Linked DNA regions of Mus musculus: regions 1 and 3 are each linked to region 2. Evidence: chromatin contacts called from ENCODE POLR2A ChIA-PET data. All regions are on one chromosome and are shown on one strand. Each heading gives the region's core, a stretch centred on a gene start or an enhancer-like site at or near the end of the contact. The rest is flanking DNA. Distances are from core to core; before and after follow the strand shown. Region 1 has its middle 15 kb from the start of Polr2i. Region 2 holds the start of Wdr62 (WD repeat domain 62). Region 3 holds the start of Sdhaf1 (succinate dehydrogenase complex assembly factor 1).

Region 1 (2,700 bases), core at 105-2,604, 64 kb before region 2:
TTTGATTCTGTAAGAATTCAACACTACGGGCTGGTGAGATGGCTCAGTGGGTAAGAGCACTCGACTGCTCTTCCGAAGGTCTGGAGTTCAAATCCCAGCAACCACATGGTGGCTCACAACCATCCGTAACGAGATCTGGCGCCCTCTTCTGGAGCGTCTGAAGACAGCTACAGTGTACTTACATATAATAAATAAATAAATCTTTAAAAAAAAAAAAAGAATTCAACACTACAGGCCAGGCAGTGGTGGCGCACGCCTTTAATCCCAGCACTTGGGAGGCAGAGGCCGGCAGATTTCTGAGTTTGAGGCCAGCCTGGTCTACAGAGTGAGTTCCAGGACAGCCAGGGCTACACAGAGGAACCCTGTCTTTAAAAAAAAAAAAAAAAAGAATTCAATACTACTCATAAAATAGTACTTACTCCAAAATACCATTATTCACACCCCCCCAATTGAATACTGCTACAGCCTTTCAATCTATCTATTTACATAAGATTAATTGGAAATTGAAGGACATCTCAGGGCTGGTGTGATGGCTCAGTGGCAAGGTCACTTACTGCCAACTTGACCACGTGAGCTCATTATAATTCCTGGCACTCAGAGTGGAAGGAGAGAACTGACTCCTGCCAGTTGTCCTTCGATCCTTTGACCTCTATAGACTCACTCAGGAGCACACACAAAAGAAATGAATAAGAAAGAAACGTTTTTAAAAAGAACATATTGAAAGGCATCAAGAGATACAACTGGCTAAGTAAGACTGTGGGAAATCTCAGAATGTGCCAGGAAGCAGACTATTGCAGAATACTTGAAAGCTATCTGGATGGAGAGAGGGGCCTTAGATTTTGATTTGTATAAATCAACGGATACTGACCGAATACTAAATAATACTTTAAAATTATGCAACTTCTTGAAAGATTTAATAGAAACCCCTCTCTTTTAAAGAACCACACCAAAACATTTCTGGATGAGAAGTTAACCCTGCCCAAGAGAGGCAGGCGTGGTTTCGCATGCCTGTAATCCCAGTTTTTGGGAGGCTGAAGTTGGATCAGCACTGGCTGTATAGTTAGTGGCAGGTCAGACACAGACAGCTACATAGCAAGACCCTGTCTCCAAAAAAACCAAGTAAACGACTTCATTAACCAAGACAACAGGAGATGTGTAATAAACGAAGCAAGACGCTCATATGATGACAATTAATGAAACCGAATCAGGCATGGCTTGATGGTACAGGCCTATAGTCACAATATTCCACACTGGTTAACCTGGGATACACAGTGGCAGGATTTTTGCCCAGAACTACCATCCTCCCAGTGGCCTGACAAAATATCCCTCTGCACAATTCCCGGTATGGAAGGAGTAGGGGGTGGGAAGGACCTGGGATGACGACTACCTCCACTTGGGGGGACAGATAAGAAGGAAGAAGCTGAGATGTCGCGATGCTTTCTGGGAAATGAAGTCCTTTTAATTTGCCGGCAGCGTTGTACTGCGAGGGAGGGGGGGGGGGCGTGGGCTCAACGGCTGAACGACACGCTGCTGCCCCCTGGTGGACGCTGTGCGGTTACGGTCCAGGCGAGGGTCATTGAGATGAGGGAAAAGGGAGGACAGCCAGGTGGTGACCTGGAGAGCTGTGGGAATCTTTTCTGGAAAGAGTAGACAAACCTATGAGAGCGTTAGGGAATGAAAGAGTGATGGGAGAAAAGAAGGCGCCGCTCTGAGGGTTGCATGAAACAGAGTGGTCTATTCTATACCCCCAGATCCCAAAAAAGCTGGAATCAGTAACATAGGTCAGTATTTGCAAAGCTTGGTCAGAGGGTAAGGCAAGAAAATTAGGAGTTTAAGATCTGCCTTGGCATTCTTAAAATAATAAGCTAATTCATATAGAACTCATAGAATAATAAAAAGTAGGAGTAGAGCCAGACGGTAGTGGCACATACACAAAGGAGGCAGAGACAGGTGGAGCTCAGAGTGTGAGGCCAGCCTGGCCCACAGAGTGAGTTCCAGGACAGCCTGGACTACATGGAGTAACCCTGTCTTAAAAACAACAACAACGAAAAAACCAAACAAACAAAAGTAGGAGCTGGAGAGATGTCTCAGCAGCCAAGAGCACTGATGGGTTTGGTTGCCAGTGTGCACAATGGGCAGCTAACCACTGCCTATAGCCTAGGGACAGGGGATTGGATATTTGTAGCCTTCAAGAGGGCCTGCACTCATGTGCATACACTTGCATACAGAAACACACACAAACACACCAATAAAAATAATGAAAACACTTTTTAAAATTTTCAACAAAAAACCCAAGAAGGTCTAAAGTTTTGTCTCAGTGGTAGGATGTTTGCCTTGAATGCTCAAGGTCCTGGGTTCAATACTCAGCGTTGTCAAAACAAACAACAAACAAATAAAGCTAAGTAAACACATAAATAAGAGGATCGCCAGTCTGATGCTGGGAGTGTGGCGCTGTGGTGACTGCATGACCAGAATCCATCATGAGAGGATAGGGCGGTGGCTCAGTGGGTGACGGTGAGCTTCATGTACGTGAGGGCCTGCATTGCACCCCCAGCAGTGCCGTTCTCACGCACGAAGTATCTTTTCCATTGTCAGTTTACCACTTGATAACTGGGAGCCTTTGTTTATTTTTATTCATCTTTAGATTTTTTTCTTTTTTTTTGAGATTAATGTATGTTAATAGTTTTGCTTCATTTATGT
Region 2 (2,700 bases), core at 8-2,507:
AGCCAGTCTGGTCTACACAGCCAGTTCCAGGTCAGCCAAGGCTACACGGAGAAACCCTGACCAAAAAAAAAAAAAAAAAAAGTTTTACTAATAGCATTCCTTCTACCCAAAGTCATTTCTTTCTGTGACTCAAATTTTGTGGAACTGTTTTGTACACCCTGCTCCCCAGGCAGCAGTGCTAAGATTTTTACATTCTCCATAATTTTAAGCCGTAAGTAGATAAAAATCAGTTCTAGTGAAGGAACAGGAAAGAAATCAGGAACAGAAAAAGGAAGGAAGACCAAGAAATGTTACGCAAATAAGCCAGGCAAGTACTCCGGAGGCAGAAAGGTAGATCTCAGAGCTCACAGCCAGCCTGCTGGTCTACAGAATGAATTCAGTCACAAAGAAATCCTGTCTCAAAAGGAAAAAACAAACAACAAAAACAAAAAACAAAAAAACCACAACAATATAACAACAACAACAAAACCCACAACAATATAACAACAACAAAACCAGGGGAATGTTAACCAAATAGGGGCCTGGAAGAGCACACCTTACCCCGAGGCGCTACAGAGGAGGCGTGGCAAGAGCCAACAGGCCAGCCTCTCGCTCAGACTCCGATACAGCACACTGGTGGCTGCAGTGGTCCCCAGCCCTATTCCAATAAAATCAAAGACACACTGGAATGAAAGGGATAAGTGTCTTAGGTCACTCACTGAACAGTAAAGTGATATTAGAGATGATTTGTAAATGCAAAACCATTTCCCGGGAGTTAGAACTAAAATAAAGCAATGTGCCAACTCTAAGTGGAGCCAGAAAGATGGGCAGCACCAAACCCTGAAGCCAGCAGGAACGCAGGGGGAAAGCCTCTGCCAAGGGGGCGGGGCTTCCGGACCAGGCGGGCCTGGGAAGCCGCCTGAGGGAGCAAATAAAGAAGCGATGGGAGGGACCGAGGCCCCGAGGCGGGACCAAGGTGGCAGAGAAGCCCGGAGTTGGGTAAACAGGACGACCAGCCTCTCACCCGGTTCTGCACAGTGTCCTCGGGAGCCGCCGCGAGTCGCGTCCGCCGCCGGAGGCAGAGCGGTGGGGCAGGAGGCGGGGAGGACTGGTTTCTCCGCGCCGGAACTCCCGCCATGACAGAGGACAGCTTTTCTATCGTGTCACTCCGCGTATAACCTCCGGCCGCTAAGGCAGCCATCATGCTGTCGGAGACCAGTGTCCGTTACGCTTCTTAACAGCCGCCTGTAGCCAGCACCCACTCGAATAGCGAATGGCCGCGGGAAAGCCGGCGCCACCGCCCATTGGACGCAGCCGGCACCCCGGCTGGCCAATCACAAAGCTTCCGGGTAGGCTCATTGCCCAATGGGAGATAAGAGGCGGAGCTAAAGGAAGGTGGGGCCAGGGCCTGTCTATTTCACTGCTTACTGAGTCTGGCTGGGTTTCTCTACTAACCTGTGCTTTCTCTGTTCATAGACACACAGCTTTTAACTTTGATGGAGCTCATCCTGTCTTTTGCAACAGTCCCGGGAAGTTATTCAAGCTGTACCAGTCTCATGGATATAGGGGTAGGGTGAAGCCAAAGAGCCGTGGGCTTGGGGTCGGGAACAACACCGCCCTACTCTTGCCTATACAAATAGTGAGGTTTAGGATTGCGAAGATTGTAGCCAGCTGCTCTCCATCCCGTGATTGGGGCGTAGCCGCGGTAGCACGAGGAACATTTTGTACGCATGCGCCCTCAGTTTCCCCTGTCACGTGTTGCAGTGTTGCTCTTCCCTGGGATGACGTGAGGCGGATGGATTGCTCGGGGACCCGGACAGGGTTTGGCCCAGACTCAAGTGTTATTGCTGACTGGGCAGGACTGGCCAGGGTAGGACAGCTACACATAAGTACATTAGGGCTCCAACACTTTGGGGCGCCTGGGCAGGGACAATTGGCCTGGGAGATTCGAACATGGGGCGTGGCCCTGGGAGGGGCGGGGTTGGTCCAGCTTTGAGTCTTGGGAGCTACTGCTATGAAGCTGTAGATAGTTCATTGCTACCTTGGGAGCGGAAGGGGTGAGAGGGATGTGCACACACATCATTCTCCCTGTTCATTTTTTGGCTTATTTTTCTCTTTAAACGGTTTTCTGGGGCATCACAGGTTGAGGTATGCAACGGTGTCCCCACCACTAGAATGTCAGCCCCTCCCTGAAGCCAACAAATTTTATCCCATTTCCTGTTATTCCTAGGTTGCTAGACTAATGCCTAACACATACTATTGTCCATCAAATGTTTGTTGGAAGGGTTTGATTTTTAGCCCAGAAGTCTGTTGGGGTTTGGGAAGCGTCGCACAAACCGCTTAAAAACCGATCTCAGTTAAACAGGACTGGTTTATTGAAACTCCCCCCACCCAAAAAAAACCCCCAAAAAACAAAAACCAGCAACAACAAAAAAACCCAACTGATTGATCACCCAGACTCGGAACTGTAAGCTACAACCCTAAACATTTCCGGGGCCAGTTTATATAGGGGGAAAAGGCATAATGATCTGATAAGTAGGTGCAGGGAGAGCTGCAGCGTGGTTGGCCTTCTCCTAAGTTTTTAGTAGTTAAGACATAACAGTTCAAGGTTGGAGAGATGGCTTAATGGTTAAGAGCACTGACTGCTTTTCCAGAGGTCCTGAGTTTGATTCCCAGCAACCACGTGGTGGCCCACAACCATCTGTAATGGGATCAGATGCC
Region 3 (2,700 bases), core at 173-2,672, 42 kb after region 2:
TTGTGGTAGAACATGCCTGTGATCTGGAGGAGAAGGGAGGAGTTGCAGGCCATTATCCCTTACATGACCAGTTTGAGGCCTGCCTGGGTTAAGTGAGTCCATGTCTTAAAAAGAACAAAAACTAAAGCAACCAGGATCACCTTGCTAAATAAAACTGAAGCTGAGAGATGAGCAGAGAGCTAGCCTCCTGTGATGGGGTTACGCAAGTGAGGTCAAAGTCTTATGTAAAAAGTGTCACAGAATCTTTTTCTGTCACACACCAAGCCTTAGCTGGGTCCCCTTTGCTCCCACCTGCCTCTTCAACCTTGGCATGGCCGTACATGCCTATAATCTCAGAGTTTAGAAGGCTGAGTCTGAAGGAGGTGAATGCTGAGACCAGCCTAGGCTATATTATATAACAAGACTCTGTCTCAAAAGAAAAAGCAAAGACCCCTAATAAAAGAATCAACAAGATTGTTAAGACAACAAGGAAGTGAGCACACCTCACTTTTATTTCCTTTATGCAAGAATCCTGAGGACTAACAGGAGTAGGGACTAGGGATTCTCCAAGAGTCTCAGGCTCATCAGCTGAGATGAGCTAGTGTAATCTCCCTCATGAACCCGGTTCTTCACAACGAGTCAGACTGCCAAGTTTCTCACGGTTCATCAGGGTATTCTATTAAACGAGCGCGGCAAAAAGTCTGTCTTCTCCACGTTAAAAACAGCAAGGGGCGGGGAGTGAGGAGGTGGGTGTGTTCTTAAGAAGTCAAGAGAGCTGTCTGTCAAGAGGTGCCACGGCCCCGATGGGAGGAGAAAGTGCGCCTGTGCTCTCTCTTTGACTTTGGGTTGGTGTATCACAGCATGTCTTATGCAGTCCGCCAGTGCCACAGAATGCCCGGAACCTCCTTGGTGAGGGAGTGTCTGATCTCTCACTATGCATCGGGAAAATTCGGTTATCTCTCAAGACATCTCAGCTTCCATTTAGATGAGTTCACGATCCTCCCCAAACTGTCAGAAGGAACCTTCCTCTAGGTCTGTCTGTCACCGTCCATCGGATCGCGTCTCCCGCGCCCCTGTATCTTCACAAGAATTCTTTGGGGCACCACCATCATCCAGCCTGGTCCCCGGGGCTGTCGCGTCGCCGGGCTCTTCAGCCGGACCCCGCGGGCGCACGAAGGTACCCATGGCCGTGGCGTGGCCCGAACGCAGCAGCTGTAGCTGGCGCCGACCCCGGCGATACAGATACTCGATACGCAGCACGTCGGTTCGCGGAAGGCTGGCGTGCTGCCGGAACTCGGCCCGCACCCGCGCCTCGGCGCCCGGCGTCCCGCGCCCGGCGCGCAGCAGCTCGCGGTACAGGCTCAGAACTTGCCTCTGCAACCGGCTGGGCCGGCTCATGACCGCGGCGTCGCGGTGAGGCCCCACACTGGCCGGAAGGACCGCCCCGACACACAGTGCTGAGAAGCTAACGGGCAGGGCTACTGGCACGTCTGCCAGAAGTCCCGCCTCCTGCTCACCGGCGCTGCCGCATCTGATTGGCCAGTACTGCAGTACATCTTGGCTGGCTCTGGAAGTGGGCGGAGTCTCTGGTGCTCCGGGCCACTCTAAAGAGTAGTTTTTGAGTGCCTTACAGTCCTGGATATTTCTGAACTTGAGTGGAAGCATGGGGAAGGGCCTAAGCGGTTAGACTCTGGAAAGAGTGTAGGAGGAGATAGTTCTGAGCCCTCGGAAGATTGAGAGCGAAGGGATCGAACCCGGGGCTCACCAGAAGGCAGAGGGATATTGGGAAGGGATGAGCAGTTTTTAAAAAGATCTTTACTATTTTGGGGGCTGGAACGTGCATAAACTGACGACATGACCGCTCCGTGGTACGGCCAAGCGAAAACTTTTTGTTTGTTTGTAGATATGAGAGAGAGGACAGCCAGAGGCATCTAGAAGAGTCCAAAATAGAGAGGAAGTAGACTGCATAGCCAGGGCTGTCTGCGAGAGGGGAGAGAATATTGTTGAAGTTAAGGATTAGCCACACAAACCACTGGGAGACACCAATGTCAGTAGGGTATCGGAACGGTTTACTGAACACACATATCAACACTGATTAATCAGGGATGCACACCCTAGCCAGTTTTCAGGGCCAGTTTTTATATGGGAAAACCCACGAACAGGTGCATTTGGCTATCTAGACAAAGCCGTACTGTATGACCTTTAAGCTGATTGGCTGGGTCTAGAGGCAGGAAGTCTAGGGAATTTCCATAGGTCTCGAGGCTCCATACAGCAACATGATGTTATAGTCAAAGAACATTAGGTCAGACTAAGGTCATGAGCTACAAAATGAAGGTTGAGGCAGTATAGCAGAACTATTGTCAGGTTTAAAACGTAATAGCAGGAGATAGTGAACAGAGAAAACAGAAGGAGGAGAGAGTGTAGAGAGAACAGTGTGAATATCAGGATAGTGGGAATGAGTAAGTATCTGGGGGAGGGAAGCTAGTGAGCTGGAGGGAATTTAGGGGATTGGAGTTTTAGTCAATGTTCAGTAAACAACTTAAATGAATCTGTCTCATCTTTCTTATCTATGTCTTAATAATAATCTGTTTTACCTGGTGGTGCAGACATTTAATCCCAACACCTGGGAGGCAGAGGCAGACATCTCTGAGTTCAAGGCTAGCCTGGTCTACAGAGTGAGTTCAAGGACAGCCAGGAAAACCCTGTCTTGAAACACAAAAC

Evidence for each region. ChIA-PET counts read pairs that join two places held with the same protein, here RNA polymerase II (POLR2A).
Region 1: POLR2A ChIA-PET joins it to region 2 with 15 read pairs in embryonic stem cell. The contact joins the enhancer-like site here to the promoter of Wdr62 in region 2. POLR2A ChIA-PET finds 5 or more read pairs at or near these places in 4 of 5 experiments (Patski and embryonic stem cell).
Region 3: POLR2A ChIA-PET joins it to region 2 with 37 read pairs in embryonic stem cell. The contact joins the promoter of Sdhaf1 here to the promoter of Wdr62 in region 2. POLR2A ChIA-PET finds 5 or more read pairs at or near these places in 4 of 5 experiments (Patski and embryonic stem cell).

Annotation. Positions count from the first base shown.
Region 1 is chr7:30,215,482-30,218,181 of GRCm38, forward strand. No RefSeq gene overlaps it. Among named protein-coding and RNA genes, the nearest start is that of Polr2i, 15 kb to the right of the region's middle. Within about 2 kb of position 1,355, at least 1 of the 3 ENCODE cell types and tissues checked has a DNase peak (open chromatin) inside an H3K27ac peak, as active enhancers do.
Region 2 is chr7:30,279,153-30,281,852 of GRCm38, forward strand. Wdr62 (WD repeat domain 62) reads right to left here and starts at 1,258. Exons shown (of 33, transcript NM_146186.4): 1 at 1,004-1,258. The coding sequence starts at 1,180. Thap8 (THAP domain containing 8) reads left to right here and starts at 942. Exons shown (of 3, transcript NR_144498.1): 1 at 942-1,328; 2 at 1,456-1,547.
Region 3 is chr7:30,320,953-30,323,652 of GRCm38, forward strand. Sdhaf1 (succinate dehydrogenase complex assembly factor 1) reads right to left here and starts at 1,423. Exons shown (of 1, transcript NM_001033140.3): 1 at 457-1,423. The coding sequence starts at 1,377. The coding sequence ends at 1,021.